Linked DNA regions of Mus musculus: region 1 is linked to region 2. Evidence: chromatin loops called from intact Hi-C (ENCODE). Cell type or tissue: gastrocnemius. All regions are shown on one strand. Each heading gives the region's core, and the rest is flanking DNA. Links, peaks and the distances in the headings are about the cores only. Region 1 has its middle 53 kb from the start of Gm34145. Region 2 overlaps Adgrd1 (adhesion G protein-coupled receptor D1).

Region 1 (5,378 bases), core at 205-5,204, 180 kb after region 2:
TCAGAGACCCAGGACTCCCAGCAGCAGCAGCCATCTCTTCAGCCACCAGTCCCTAGCACATCCCCAGGATAGACTACAGCTGTGCTTTCCAGACTGTGCCCTTGGTTTGGAGGTGTATTAGTGACACTAGAGGCTAGCCTGGGCCAACTTCGAAGAGAAACAGACACTATCACAACCTGAGCTGACAGGATCTGGAGACCTCTGGTGGCTGGAGGCAGGGACCAGAAAATGGGACTCAAAGGGGTGGGTAGGGGTGTGTGTCATAGCCCAGAACCCTCTGCATAGGCCCAGCTGATAATCTGCCATCCATCCGGTTCTTCAGTCCTGGAGTCTTAGAATCCATAGGATGAGCTTTGACTGGCCAGGCCCCCACCACTTCTCCAACACTGCCTTGACCTAGAGTCAGATAGACTCTGAGCCCTAGAACATCTGGTGAGAGACCACATAGGATGATGGGAAATGAGCATGGTCTGGATCAGTCAGTTGCTGCTGACATCACAAACATCTGAGAAGGAAACTTCATAGGGAGGATGGATGGTTTTCGCTCCCGGCCTTTGTCTTCAGTGTTCAGTGGGCTGGCTCACAGCTTTGGGGCTGTGGGGAGGAAGCCTCATGTCGGGAGCATGGCACAGGGGACGTTGCTCATCTCATGGCAGCCAGGAAGAAGAGAAACAAAAACAGGCAGGCCGGGGACATGATGTCCCCTTCCAGAGCACATCCTAGTGACCGTGTCCCTACCTCCGAGTTCCTATCAGGTCCAAAAGACTGACAGATAGGAACCCACCTGTGGATCAATCCACTGGTCAGGTCAGAGTCTCTATGACCCATTGTTGTGACGGAATTGTGGCTCAAGTCCAGACAGACCACACCAGGCCAGTGCAGTTTCACATGAAAGAGATTTAATGTGGGGGAAAGGGGCGAAAAGGGGCGACAGAGACAATAGGAGAAAAGAGAGAGACAGAGACAGAGAGAGAAACAGAGAGACAGAAAAGGTCAAGAGGGTCTGCCTTTTTTAAGGCTGTGACGTAACCACTGGAAGGTAAAGGTGGGAGGTAAGCCAAATGGACACTGGGAATGCATGGTGATTGCCATGGCAACAGATGTGCTGGTCCCTATCACCTATCCATCATCACTGGATTCAGAGGCTACCTGTAACCATAAAACCGGTTCCTGATACCCACACCCATGACCTCTCAAATGACTAGATCTACCACACGGGCCAGCCCTTCAAACGGCAAACTTTGTGGCTCACCTCCAAATCGCAGCACCCCCAAAGCATCATGAAAGAACTCCAAAGATCAGGTGTCAGCCAGTATACAAGTCTCCCTTTAACAGTGACGGGGAGGAGTGTGGTAGTCTGTGGCTGGCTGGCCCTGAGAGGTGAAGATAGCATTATCCAGTCATGCCTGATCTCTGCGTTTCTCCGGCTTCATTGAGGACCAAGGAGAATGAAAAGTGAACCCAGCAATTTTGGTACTACAAGAGTCTGTGGCAGACGCATAGCCACGAGCCTCCTCGGGGAACCAGAGAGAAAGGGGTAGAGGGATTAGGGAGGAGAATCTAATCACCCTCAACCTTAGGGCCCTCACCTGCTGAGTCATCTTTTTTCATCTGATAACTCTCAGACCAAAGATGGGAGAGGCATGTGACTGAGTAGAGTCAGCATCCTAGAGCTGCTGCTGTTAGGGGCAGAGCTAGTGCCTTGGTCTTTCTGGCCAGGGAACATTGTGGCTGGCAGAGTGTGAACATTTCTTCAATTGGAAAACAGAATTTGAACAACAAAGAGTCTCTCTCTCTCTCTCTCTCTCTCTCTCTCTCATGCCTCAGGCAAGCTCTGTCCTCTGGCTCTTTTGTCCTGAGCAGAAACACATCTCCCGCTCTTGCCTCTGCTCAGTCTGGCACCCAGCTCAGGGCAGGCACACACCACTGCCAGCCCCAACTAGCCACTGGGACCTCATAGCCTCAGATGCAAGCAGAAGTAGCCAAAGGATTGACAGGAGACTGAAGCAGTAAAGGCACACACATATCCGGGGGCAGGGTGGGCTGGTCCCAGATTATAAGCCCTGGTGGGTAGGGACAGGATCACAGGACCATGGTGCAGGGTGGGGGAGGGGTTGGTATTCAGGGGGAGGTGTGCACGGTGAAAGAGGTGAGTTAATGTGGGAAAGACTAGCCGGGAAGGGGTGAGGTACACTAGGCAAGGCGCGAAGGGTAGATACCTTGGGTCAGCAGGGGTTGGGCGCCACAGTCCGACCGAGGAAGTCGGGGCTGTGTGTGGACAGAAGTCAATCAGGACATATGTGTTCTTGCCAAGTAACAAACTGTCCCAAGTTTCAGTGTCCTGTGGAGGAAAGGAGTGTTCCTGGTGGGTGCTTTCCATCCATGGTCACATGGCTAGGATGTCACTTCTTGCCATCTTCCCATGGTAGAAAGACAAATGTTAAAAAAAAAAAAAAACGGGGGGGGGGGCATCCTGAGCCCTAGGGCTGTACATCACCATCTCCTCTAACATTTTGCAGGACTAAAGTTCAACCAAGCCAGTTATCAATGGAGACACGCTCTCCTCCCTAGGCGGAGAGCAGGCACATGAGCAGCACCAGTCTTTGGATGTAGTGTCATCATCTGCTGTTTGCTCAGGCCGTGTTCAGATTTGCTTAGAGAAGGCGGCTGGCTATACTAGTTACCTTTCTTCTGCTGTGACAAAATACCAGGGAGAAGCAGGTATTAAAGACAGAAGGTGTGGTGGTTTGAATAGGTATGGCCCCCATAGACTCATTTTTTTAAATGCTTGGCCCATAAGGAATAGCACTATTAGGAGGTGTGGCCTTGTTGGAGGAGGTGTGGCCTTGTTGGAGGAGGTGTGACCTTGTTAGAGGAAGTACATCGCAGTCTCTATGCTCAAGCTCCGCCCAATGTGGAAAGATTCTTGGCTTCCTTCTGATCAAGATGATGTAGAACCCTTGGCTCCTCCAGCACTGTCTGCCTGCATGACGCCATGCTTCCCGCCATGATGCTAATGGACTGAACCCCCAAAACTGTAAGCCAGCCCCAATTAAATGTTGCCCATGATAAGAGTTGCCTTGGTCATGGTGTTTCTTCACAGTAATGGAAACTGTGACAAAGACAGAAGGGTTTGTTTTTGACTCACCAGGATGAAGACTGGCTCCTGCGGATACCTGCTGGGCATCAGCTGTCTCCCATCTGCTGTGTCTCCATGGGGCCTGGGATACACAGTGCCTCATTGGCTATGTGAGAATCTGGGAGGCTGATGACTGTAAGTGTCAGTGAGGTTGTCCTGGGTCCTCAGTAGCCAGCTCAAAGTCTAGTGTAGCAAAGTCCTCGGGAAGGTGACAGGGGAGTAAGTGGGACAATTCACACACTGTGAGCTATGTGAGAAGGGTCCCAGGGGAATGCAGGAGAGCATAGCTGCAGGCAAGGAGAGAAACATGAGGACTTACCCACTGACAACCAGGGAGCACAGGTTGGGAGCCTCTGGCCCCATCGTGGATTCCCTGTTATGGCAAACACAAGCAAGGCAAAGATGCATTCAGTTAAAATGGGGTCTGGGCTTGCAAACCTCACACAGACTTCCCAACAATGGCTAGGAGCTGTTCTGGGCTCATCTGTCCTATGTTTGGTGAAAAGTGACATGATTTGTATTGAAAATGACGCTAGAAATAATGTGGTCAAATGCTACTAGGGAAGCTGCACATGGAGGCACACACCTTTGATTCTAGGCGGAGGCAGGTGGGGCTCTGTGAGTTCAAAGCCAGTGTGGTCTACATAGCAAGTTTTAGGCCATGCAGGGTACATAGTGAGACCCTGTCTCAAAACAGAGAGAGAGAGACAGAGACAAAGAGAGACAGAGACAGAGACAGAGAGACAGAGAGAGACAGAGAGAGAGACAGAGACAGACAGAGTGACAGAGACAGACAGAGAGACAGAGAAAGAGACAGGGAAACAGGGAGAGAGGTAGGCAGACAGACACAGAGTCATACATATATATTTTTATTTGTTTTGTATATATGTATATAATTTGTTACATATATAACATTTGTTATACATGTATAATATTTGTATATATATAAAACATTTGTGTGTGCATATATATGCATATTTATAACAAATGGGCCAGCTTTTTATCTTCCTAGTTCACCTAAGTGATTCCACTTTAATTTCACAGTAACTAAGTACACTGTCTTTGTATCTGATTAATGCATGAATATTTAGGGGTTTTAAATTAGAGACAATTTAAGTGAAACCTCTGTAAAAAATGACTCCACTTTCGCAGAGAAATTGATGACATATCTAAGGGACACTCAGCAAAAAAAGAGAGAAGGAGGAGGAGGGGTAGCTATAATGACAGTAACGGTGACAATGGTGGCAGTGTGATGTGACTCAGTTTCTTCATCTCCAAACTGAGCCACTACAACTTGTCTCGGGATAGGGACCAGTAGGCAGGTCCTTTAATCAGAGCTTCTGTGGGCATGGCCAGATCAAGGCCAGCACTGTGAACCTGCTTCTCACACTGGTCAGGGGAGACCCCCTGTCATCCTCTGCCAGGGCTGGCCTGTCACTGCTGCCGGAATACCCACGGCTGGGCTGTGACTCCTAGGGGAATGGCTTCTCTCTCTCAGCTGTCACTACAGAAGCTTGGGCCGACTATTAAACAAGCTGTTCTGACTCCGAGTCCTGCCTCCTGTCAGTGGGAAAACTGCAGCTTCAGAGGACAGATCGGCTATGAGGAAAGACAAAGTAACAAAGCAGAGATCAAATCAAGAGCGAGTCCTTTGGTAGCAGGTGTCAGCCGGGCTGAGCCGGTGTCAGCCGGGCCTCAGGGAAGACAGGCTCACTCTGCTCCAATTTGCTTCATTTAAAGTAGGTATCTCCCAGCTGTGCACAGGGCCCGAGCTCACATTCAGGATGGGGACGCTAGTGAGGAGCAGCAGGAGCTTGTGATGGCAGGATGACATCACAGTCACGAGGTCACTGCCCGCTGTGATGTGAGGATGTGAGTGTCCAGGTGTTTCAGGTGACAGAGCCTCTTTGACCTTTCTTTGTAGTCCACCATTAGAGCCCCAGCTATAGCAACAAGAAGGTTGTGCCCAACCGCTCAGTGAGGTCTCGGGGATGACCCACAGATGGGTCATCCATGCGAGTGAAGGAGAGGCTCCTGGGACACGAGGCACTATGTAGGGTCAGTGGCAGTAAGGGACAATAACAGTGTTGAGGGCTGAGCTAGGTGTCACTCAGAGGTGGACTTGATGTTGGAGATGTCAGGCTTGCTTGACACTGGCCTTGTGGGGGTGGCATTCTGGGACAGGCAAAGCAAAGAGGCATCTTCAGTAGTGAGGAGCCGAGCCAGCCCAGGGAGAGCA
Region 2 (5,378 bases), core at 232-5,231:
ATTCCTGTCTCCCTTTCTGTCTCCCATTGTCTCATTCACTCCCTGTGTCAGCCTTCTTGTCGGTTGCTTCCCATGAGACATCTTTCCCTAAGGCTCTGGGGAGGCTCCTGGGCCACTTGGGCCATGGATGTGAGCCTAGGAAGTCACATCAGAAAGGACAGTGTAAACTGCTTCTAGGAAAGTCAGGGAGGGGAGGAGAGAGGAGGGACTCTGGGACAGAGCAGATAAAAGGCTTCCAGGTAACGTCTGGGGAGCCCCACCCTAGGTCCTTACTCTGGGGTCCACCAGTCTTATTCCAGAATCTTCATTAAGAATCAGCTGCTCTGAAGCTGGGGGTGGGGAGCTGTCTCCTCTGGGATCCTATTTGAGGAGGAGGCTGCCTTCAGAATGGGGGTCTTGCTCCATGGGGTAAGGGGTAGGCTTGGTGACTAGGTGCAGGGACAGGTTAGATGAGACAGTGCCCAAAAAAATGAAGCAAAGGACTGGCCAGCATGGGCAGCCTAGGCTTGAAGGTGGAAGTGTACCATAGTCTGAGTTTTGGTTTCCTTATGGGCAGGGAGCCCCAAAGGAGTCCAAGAACCAGATGGAAGAGGCATAAGATAGTGGAGGAATTCTTTGTGGATTTTTGTAGAGATTATACACACACACACACACACACACACACACACACACACACACACACACACACACAGAGCCACCTCCCTCTCCATTGGTGGTTTCCATCACCACCGACAAGCCTTCTGAGCCTGCAGCAAGCACCTCTTTGTTCTCTGAACAAAGGGTGAAGATTGCTCCTTTCTTACAAATGAGTAGGTGCATCTTGGAGATTGCTCCAACTAGGTGCATACAGACCAGCCCCTTTCACGTGTCCCCTCAGGATTCTGACCTCCGTGGGGACCTGCTTCAGTGGTAGTTGTCTCTCCAGCCATTCCACACACCCCTTTAATTCTCCTTTTGAGTGCTGTAGGTTAGTTAAATCCCCCTGCTGGGCCTGAAACCCACAAAAGTTCAATGTCAAAGCCTATCTGGCTGTTTTCAAGCCTCTGAGATGAGCTAGGGGATAAAGGGGACTTTGCCAGCAGTTACCACTGCCCCCCAGCACTTTGGGGTCAGGATCTGCCAGCAAAGGGAGGGGGTCCTTATCTCCTGGTATCTGGTGTGACATGAAGGACTCAGTCCTGAGAATCTATACCACACCTGGCCCTGTGTCTTTGGTCCTTGGATTTCCTACCTCCATCCTTGCCTGGCTTTGTATCATAGGTTAATCTTAGTTCCTGACAGCCAGTACAGATAATGGGGAAAGAGCCTATTTTTTGTCTCTGTGGGCTACAGGTATCTCTCAGGAGAGTGGCTGCATCCTGATGTGGTGGCAGTTCCCACCAGGACTCCAGGGACTAGACTCTGTCCTTTAGCCAGGAAGGTAGCTCCTTGTTGTGATTGGCAGCTTAGTCAATCTATCAACCTTGAGGAGTCTCCTGGCTTTTGATGAAAAAGTCCTGAATTTTATTCATTGTGAAGGACTTGTGCACCTCATTTCCCTGGTAAGCCAGGTGGCTGATGGGAGACAGAGAGACTCCTGGGTCCTGGTAGGAAGTATCTGAGGCCCAGATTCCTTATCGGACTCTCCCATGGGGTGACCTGAGCTGCAGAAGGCCTAGTCTCGATGTCTAATTAACTCCGTGAGGGGGTCATGGCATCTCCATCCTTCCACAGTAGCTGGGATGTTCATGCCCACCTGTACCTGCATTGTGTATCCATTTCCATAGGACACAGAATGCTGACAGCCTGGGCTCAGCCCCAGTAAGGCTCCTGCCTGTGGTCAGCAAATGATTGAGATGAGGGATACTCGCCAACCTCGAGCCGCCCAGCGAACCATGGTGGCTCTCAAGGCCTGGCTGTATCTAGGCTCTGTCCAGGGCCAGAGAGTGCATGAGGGGGAAGCTCAGCCTCCGTCAGAGCTGGGACACCATCCGGTAGAGCCAAAAACCCAGCCTTAACAGAACAGGGCCAGGTACCAGATGCTGAGGCATGGATGAGAACATCAAGCCCAGGCTGCTGGGCTCCAGTGGGATGCATAGTCTGTTACATATGTCTTGTATTGCATGGAAGATGGTCTGTCACAACAGATGTCAGTCCAGGTGACCACATAGGTGCCCACTTAAGAGATGGTCCCAAGGGCTGGTGTGTGCCTGCCAGTGAAGGCAAGTATATAGTGACTGTCAATTTGGGGGTTAGTGATACTGAGGACAAGAGACCTGGAAGTGATCCTCTCACCCAGCATGCTGTGTGTAGTTTTCCTAGCCTTATGTCTGTGCATCCACTGGTACCCACCTCAAGCCCCTCACTGTTGCTCTCTGAATTTCATAGCCAGAGGAGGCACATATCTCTGATCATCCTAGATCACCCATTCAGACATGGCTGGGAGTATGGTGGTAATACAGGCCAGGTAGCTTAAGTGGGGAACACAGCGGATACAACGGAGCAACCCAGAGCACGGGAAATGCCAACCCTGAATTCCAGTGTGGTGTAGCCCTCTTTCTGTGAGGCAAGTCTTGGAGGTTGGCATTACAAGGTCAGCACTGTGGGTGTAACCACTTTGGCACCATCCCAGCCAGGGGATGGGATGGATGGAAGGCCAGCCTCCCACATCTCCTTCTGTTCCCGCAGCTCACACATGGACACCAGGTGGCGCTGTCGTCCATCAGTTACGTTGGCTGCTCTCTGTCAGTTCTCTGCCTGGCTGCCACCCTGGTCACCTTCGCAGTACTGTCGTGAGTCACCCTCTCCTTGTGTCCCCAGGAAGTCTAGAAAGTTACTGGAAATATAAGTGTTTCCTGTCACTCTGGCCATTCCTCTGTCTGGCTCTGAAGACCCTTTGGGGGGGCGGGGGCATGCGTCCTAGCTAGTAGGGGTACAGATGTGACTATGTGACTGTTCTCCGGTGACTTTCACTTTCATATCTGAGGTGCAGAAAAAATGGAAATAGCAGGGCCTGTAGGGTAGGGTCAGCAGGTTTTAGACATGTCAGAAAGGTCTGGAAAGTCCCACCTTGGCACTTGAGTTCCGGTGGGATCTGAGCCAGGCGAGAGCTAGCACATACATCCTTGACTGCACCCTCATCAGCAAGCAATGGTGCTTGGTTTTGAGGCCAAGTTATGCATAAATGCCTTTGGATGGGGCCCATCAATAACCAAGAAAGCCAAAGAATAAATAAATGCCTTCTCGAGCAGTCTGCCACGCACAAGGAGACAGTGCAGAGGTGAGCATCTTAGGGTGGGAGGCCAGAAAGCCCTCCCTATTGGTAGTCATCCAGGCCTCCAGGAAGAGCCCTGCCAGGAATGACCATAAAAGAATGGCGGGTCCTGTAGCCACCCTCCTGTATCCAAGAGGCGCCCTCCCTTCCTGCTGCCCTCAATTTCGATGATGCCCATGACGTCATGGGGTGTATTTTCTGCAGGTTCTAATTTAGAATTTCAATTAGTTCCCTCCATCTCCCCCACCCCATCCCTCACAGTGGAAAGGGTGAAACAGAAGAGGGCCCAGGGAGGTTAGAGGAGCCACTGAACTTCCGGGAAGGGCTCAGGCTGTGCAGAGTGGCTGGAACTATGAAAGGAAGTAGGAGGCTAGCCCAGAACAACCAGGGTCCAAGCAGGGAGCTATGGCATGGGCAGGGGTAGGAGCTATGAAGATACTCATGGTTTCTCAAAGAGAAGTAGAGAGGGGACCCGAGTGGGGGTAGGATGTCGAGGCTGAGCTCCGGGACTTACACCCGCCTCTCTGTCTTCAGTTCTGTCAGCACCATTCGGAACCAGCGTTACCACATCCACGCCAACCTGTCCTTCGCTGTCCTGGTAGCCCAGGTCTTGCTGCTGATCAGCTTCAGCATGGAGCCTGGCACGGTGAGTGGGTGCTGACCCTCGGCCGGCAGCTGTCTCTTCTTGAGTCACGGCAGTGGCAGTGGCAGTGGGCATGGCTGGGGAGTAGCAGTGGGCATGTGGGGAGTGGCAGCAACACGGGCTGTAGAACTCTGGCCTGAGAAACTGAGCCTTGCCTCCCCAGGAATAAAATGAGGTCCTGGGAATAAATAAGAGTAAGCAAAGCCTCAGCACGGCCCCCCCATGTACCCCGTGGTCTCACCCTGCACCTTTGCTTGGCTACCAGGTCCCGTGCCAGGTGCTGGCTGTCCTCCTACATTACTTCTTCCTGACCGCCTTTGCTTGGATGCTGGTGGAGGGACTACATCTCTACAGCATGGTGATAAAGGTCTTCGGCTCAGAGGACAGCAAGCACCTCTACTACTATGGGATAGGCTGGGGTATGTAGTAGGGGAGGGGCAGAGGGCAAGGATAGGCTGGGGTGTGTGGCAGGGGTGGGGCAGATGGCAGGGGTGGGACCTATTAATATAGGTTGGGAGGGATGAGGTGGGCCGGGTAGGGATGGGGCAGATGGAATGGAATGGGTTCTGGTGGCAGAGAGGCAGAGCAGGTGACTGTGGGGCAGGGTTTGGTAGAGACGGGATGGGTTTAGATGGAGATGGGGTGGGTTTAGCTAGAGATGGGTTGGGTTTAGGTGGAGATGGTATGGGATGGGGGGGGGATCAGGTGTGGAGGGACATTGCTGGAGATGGGATTGGTCAGCGTGACTCATGGTGTATCAATATACCATTGTCTTGGAAAGAGTCTGTGTTTTGCTGTTGGACAGCGTGTTCAAACCCTGTCAGGCTTAGCTAGTTCAAGGTGACATTCGAGTTCTCCATTCTGACCTAGGTCTTTCCTCTGTTTGCTCTGCTCATTTTTTTTTTGAAGTGAGATGTTGACGTCACTTGGCCCGTTCCTGTTTCTGCTCCCTCTCTGCCTTCCTTTGACTTAAGTGGGTATTTTCCTGTGTGGCGCTTTAATACTCTTAATGAGCTCACCTTGTATTTCCTGGGTCGTTTTCTTTAGCGGTTACCCCCGCACATACTGTATGCATTTCAGCATATTAAAATCTATTTTATGTTCTCACTAAATTACAGTGAGACGGGGAAGCGTTGCTGTTAAGTGTTTCTATTACTTTATCCCCTTTTTTCTGTGGTTATTGCTACACATATCACAACTGCATGGGGGGCCAAGGGTTATGGTATCTCTTTATCAACCTCCCCTCTCTAACAGAAGCCAAGAGAGGAGACCGAGGGTGTGTCTCTGCAGGGTGTGTCTTGTTATCCATCGGACGTACCATGTCTGGTCTTCTGGTCCTCTGCAGATGTCCCTGCAGTCTGAATTGCCATCTGGTCTTGTCACCACGCTCCCACACTGCGTTTCCCTCTCTCCCTCCCGTGTACCTTGGAAGCTTATTACATTTCTATTTGTTATGGACCTAATAATGCAGCTCTATAAATG

The links. Peaks named below come from ENCODE experiments on the same cell type or tissue, not always from the same donor. Only the 100,000 strongest peaks of a DNase experiment are listed, where the experiment ranks them.
Region 1: a loop joins it to region 2, with 2.2 times the contacts of the local background. A loop is called at or near these places in 10 of 42 quality-filtered maps.

The regions. Positions count from the first base shown.
Region 1 is chr5:129,358,507-129,363,884 of GRCm38, forward strand. No RefSeq gene overlaps it. Among named protein-coding and RNA genes, the nearest start is that of Gm34145, 53 kb to the left of the region's middle. In gastrocnemius, for the core only: no CTCF peak of the experiment used is centred there; a DNase peak (open chromatin) is centred at 3,206.
Region 2 is chr5:129,175,382-129,180,759 of GRCm38, forward strand. Adgrd1 (adhesion G protein-coupled receptor D1) reads left to right here. Exons shown (of 25, transcript NM_001347486.1): 16 at 2,668-2,771; 17 at 3,788-3,899; 18 at 4,162-4,315. Among named protein-coding and RNA genes, the nearest start is that of Gm46923, 61 kb to the left of the region's middle. In gastrocnemius, for the core only: no CTCF peak of the experiment used is centred there; DNase peaks (open chromatin) are centred at 2,681, 3,045, 3,941 and 4,171; H3K4me3 peaks cover 387 bases.